Regions from separate parts of the Homo sapiens genome. Here region 2 is linked to region 1. Evidence: read pairs that join two places in POLR2A ChIA-PET (ENCODE). Cell type or tissue: Panc1. All regions are shown on one strand. Region 1 overlaps TTC7A (tetratricopeptide repeat domain 7A). Region 2 has its middle 30 kb from the start of LINC01118.

The links. Peaks named below come from ENCODE experiments on the same cell type or tissue, not always from the same donor. Only the 100,000 strongest peaks of a DNase experiment are listed, where the experiment ranks them.
Region 2: POLR2A ChIA-PET joins it to region 1 with 12 read pairs; 2 of 35 experiments call an interaction of 5 or more read pairs at or near these places.

Annotation. Positions count from the first base shown.
Region 1 is chr2:46,965,795-46,968,294 of GRCh38, reverse strand. The region is part of intron 3 of TTC7A (tetratricopeptide repeat domain 7A); the gene reads right to left. Among named protein-coding and RNA genes, the nearest start is that of TTC7A, 26 kb to the right of the region's middle. RefSeq lists an enhancer at 51-345. In Panc1, no CTCF peak of the experiment used is centred here; no DNase peak of the experiment used is centred here; H3K4me3 peaks cover 396 bases; H3K27ac peaks cover 480 bases.
Region 2 is chr2:46,785,787-46,788,286 of GRCh38, reverse strand. No RefSeq gene overlaps it. Among named protein-coding and RNA genes, the nearest start is that of LINC01118, 30 kb to the left of the region's middle. In Panc1, no CTCF peak of the experiment used is centred here; no DNase peak of the experiment used is centred here.

The sequences.
Region 1 (2,500 bases):
CCCACCGGCAAGGGCCTTTCTGTGCCAATACCCAGCTCTAGGAAAGGTCCCTTGCAAGAGGAGGACTTGCTTTTTCATTAACTCAGAACTTTCGATTTGGAGCCAAGCTGATCCTGGCACAGCCTCAGGCCCAACACCAGGCTGGTCCCAACTCCTTCAGTCTGAATGACTCATCACATCCAAGGCAGCCGCCCTTCCAAGAAGCCCCACCCTTGGAACCCTGGAGCCTTGGGCCCTGGATGCAGAGGTAGAAAACAGAAAACATCCTCAGCAACAGAACCCCTTCCCTCCCACCTACCCAGCCTGTCAAAGGGCACGAGGACAGCTGCAGCACCCACGGAAGATGAATCCCAGACTTGGGTACCCTGCAGCCACGGGAAGAAGCGAAAAAATGCAATTCATTCAGCTCTCGGGGGGAAACCGAAAGGCCAGGTAGGAAAGAACCCTCACAGATCACTCTGTTAAAATTAGAACATTTAAAAATAGATATTACCATATGATCCAGCAATTCCACTTCCAGGTATATACCCAAAAGAATAGAAAGCAGGGTCTCAAAGAGGTATTAGTACACTAGCATTTATAGCAGCATTATTCACAATAGTTAAAATGTAGAAGCAACCCAAGTGTCCATTGACAGATGAACACATAAACAAAATGCCACATATACATACATACAATACAATATTATTCAGCCTTCAGAAGGAAGGAAATTCTGACACATGCTACAATATGGATAAGCCTTGAGGACATTTTACTAAGTGAAATGAGCCAGACACAAAAAGGCAAATACTGTATGATTCCTCTTACATGAGGTACTTGCGTAATCAAATTCATAAAAACAGAAAATAGAAGAGTGGTTGCCAGGGGTTAGGGGAGGAGGGAATGGGGCGTTGCTGTTTCACGGGCATAGAATTTTGGTTTCGCAAGGTAAAAGAATTCTGGAGACTGGTTGCACAATAATGCAAATGTTAAAAGAGTTCAGGAGATTGGTTGCACAACAGTGTCTTAGTACCGAACTGTACGCTTAAAAGTGGTTAAGATGGTCAATTCTATGGTATGTATATTTAACACATTTTTTTTTTGAGACGGAATCTTGCTCTGTCACCCAGGCTGGAGTGCAGTGGCACAATCTCAGCTCACGGCAACCTCCACCTCCTGGGTTCAAGCAATTCTCCTGTCTCAGCCTCCTGAGTAGCTGGAATTACAGGCACGCGCCACCACGCCTGGCTAATTTTTATATTTTTAGTAGAGATGGGGTTTCGCCATGTTGGCCAGGCTGGTCTTGAACTCCTGACCTCAGGTGATCCACCCGCCTCAGCCTCCCAAAGTACTGGGATTATAGGCATGAGCCACCGCGCCCGGCCAACACAATTTTTTAACGGAAAAAAAAAAAACAAAAAACACAGGCAATTTGGCTTCTGTATCAAAGTCTCCAAAAAATGTATACTCTATGATTCAGTAATTCTACTTTCTAGGAATTTATCTTCGAAAAAAAAAAAAAAAAGCTGGGGGTGGTGACTCACACCTGTAATCCCAGCACTTTGGGAGGGTAAGGTGGGAGGATTGCTTGAGCCCAGGAGTTCAGGACCAGCCCTTGCAACATAGACCCCATCTCCACCAAAAAAAAAAAAAAAGTGATGTATACAAAATTTAGCTTCAAGGATATCCATTTCAGTATTATTTATAATGGCAAAAAAAAAAAAGATTTAGCATACAGGTCCAATGACGGGACTTCACAAAATTAGGATAGAACGTTACAATGAAATGCTATGAAGTTACTTACAGTGACATAGAGGTGTATTGAAAAATGACTCATGAAATACTTTTTTAAAAAGCAGATTATAAAACATGACTGTATGAACTTACATTTTAAAAGCATATATAATCCTATAGGGAAAAAAGACTGGAAAGATATACCTCAAAATGTTCACAGAGTGCTAAGTCTGTTTCCGCAAATACAAAATAGAGTTACTAATAATGCCTAGCTCGTAGTGTAGCCATGATCATTAAATTAGATGAAATATTATAAAGAGTAGAAAGTATGCAGGCCAAGCACAGTGGCTCACACCTGTAATCCCAACACTTTGGGAGCCTGAGGCGGGAGGATCATCTGAGGTCGAGAGTTCAAGACCAGCCTGACTAACATGGAGAAACCCCATCTCTACTAAAAATACAAAATTAGCCAGGCGTGGTGGCGCATGCCTGTAAACCCAGCTACTCGGGAGGCGGAGGCAGGAGAATTGCTTGAACCCGGGAGGTGGAGGTTGCGGTGAGCTGAGATCGTGCCATTGCACTCTAGCCTGGGCAACAGAGCAAGACTCCACCTCAAGAAAAAAAAAAGTATGCACTTAGAAAATATTTTCAAGTGATGCTCACAATAACCTCTTAGGTAAGGGTTTAACCCTTCTCCAGAGTTACAAATAAAAAATCTAAGCGGGGCATGGTGGCTCACGCCTGTAACTCCAGTACTCCTGGAGGCTGAGGCAGGCGGATCACTTGA
Region 2 (2,500 bases), 180 kb after region 1:
TCCACCCGCCTCAGCCTCCCAAAGTGTTGCGATTACAGGTGTGAGCCACTGCATCCGGCCATAGTTAACTTTTTTTTTTTTCTTTTTTTTTTTTTTGAGATAGGGTCTCACTCTATTACCCAGGACTGGAGTGCAGTGGTACAGTCTCAGCTTACTACAGCCTCAACCTCCTGGGCTCAAGTGATCCTGCCACCTTAGCCTCCCAAGTAGCAACTGGGACTACAGGCTTACGCCACCAGGCCCAGCTAATTTTTAAAATTTTTTGTAGAGATGAGATCTCTGCCATGTTTCCCAGGCTGGTCTCAAACTCCTGGGTTCAGGTGATCCTCCTGTCTCAGCCTCCCAAAATCCTGGGATTGCAGGTGTGATCCACCATTCCTGGCCTAAAATTAGCTTTTAAATTTGTACCTTTCACTGTTAAGTAGCCTTGTACACTTTCAACTTTTCACTTTTTTTTTTTTTTTTGTAAGGAAACAATTTCACAGCTCTTTTCCATTGTGCTGTAAGGAATGCAGTAAGAAGGAATGATATTTGGCTTCCCCAATACCAAATCTGTATTAGGCAGTGTTCTCCAGAGAGACAGAAGCAATAGGATATGTATATAGGTATATGAGAGGAATTTATTAGGGGAATTGGCTCATGTGATTATAGTGGCTGAGAAGTCCTACAACAGGCTATCTGCCAGCTGGAGACTGGAATATGGGAAGTGTGGTTCAGTCCAAGTCTGAAGGCCTCAGAGACAGGGAAGCCAATGGTGTAACTCTCAGTCCAAGGCTGAAAGCCTTGGGACCCAGGCGGGGGCTGCTGATGGAAGGCCTGGAGTCTAGAGGCTGTCAAGTCTGGATCTCTTATGTCCAAAGTGGTAGAAAAAAAGCCTGTCCTAGCTCTCAGAAGAGACTCATTCACCTTCTGTATCTGTTCTCTCTGGATCCCTGGATGACTGAATTGTGCATACCAACAACGACGGCGGATCTTCCCCACCTAGTCCACTCAGACTCACATAGCAATCTCCTCTGGAAACACCCTCACAGACCCACCTGAAATCATGCTTTACCAGGTTTCTAGGTATTCCTTAATCCAGTTGAATTGACACCTAAAATTAAGTGCACAAGTCCCCTTGTCAATTTGGCACATATACGCATCTCTTTACACCAGACTTAATTTCCAAATAAAGACAATAACAAGGTAATAGTTCTGCCTAACATGCTGCAACCAATATGATGCAACTATCTTGTGTACAACTGAAGATGCACTAATCCCTTCTCCAGAATTTGGCTTTCAGAATTTCAGTTTGAGATTTTAATCTTTTAGGATTGTGATTTTTCAGGATTTTAGACATTAGGGATTTTAATCTTTTTTATTTTTTTTTAATTTTTTTTTTTTTTGAGACAAAGTCTTACTCTGTCACCCAGGCTGGAGTGCAGTGGTGCGATTTCAGCTCACTGCAACCTCTGCCTCCTGGGTTCAAGGGGTGATCCTGCCTCAGCCTCTGGAGTGGCTGGAGTAGCAAGTGCCACCATGCCAAGCTTTTTTATTTTTTTTATTTTATTTTTATTTATTTTTTATTTTTTTTTTTAATAGAGATGAGGTTTTACCATGTTGGCCAGGGTGGTCTTGAACTCCTGATCACAAGTGATCTGCCTGACTTGGCCTCCCAAAGTGCTGGGATTACAGGCATGAGCCACCATGCCAGGCCGGGTTTTAATCTTTGGGATTTCGACATTCAGGATAATGGCATTCACAATTATTATTGGCAACATTTTAAATTATATTTTTGCTGGACTTAGAATTCTGGGTTGGCTTTTTTCCTTTCCGTACTTTAAAATACATTCCATTGTCGTCTGAACTGCATTGTTTCTGATGAGAAGTCTGCATTAAGTTTTATCTTTTCTCCTTTGTACAAAATGTTTCTTTTGTCTCTGGATGCTTTAAAGATGTTTTCTTTGGAGCCGTTTTTCAGAAATTTGGTCATATATTAATAACATCTTTGTGTAAGACATTTGGCTCTATAGATTTATATTTCTCATCAAATTTAGGGGGAAATTCACTATAAAATTTTGAAGCTTTTTTCTATTTCTTCCTCTCTCTTCTCTTTGTGGCACACCAGTTTCATGGGTACTGGACTGCTTGATATTGTCCCACAGGTCATTAAGGCTATGCTGTCTCCCCCTACTCCCGCCTCAAATTTTCTTTCTTTCTTTTCTTTGGTTTAGATAAGTTCATATTGCTATGTCCTCAAATTCACTGTTATTTTCTTCTGTAGTGTCAAATACACTGCTGTTAGTCTCATCCAGTGAAATTTTCATTTCATCTCTTGAAATCCCATTTGGTTCTTTTTCATATCTTCCATTTCTTTCTCATTACATTTATTTTTCTTTGACTACATAAACTTATTCATAATAGCTGTTTTAAAGTTTTTGTGTGCTAATTTCATCATCTCTGTCATTTCTTAATTTTTATCTATTGATTTTCTTCCTGGTTATGGGTCACATTTTCCTGC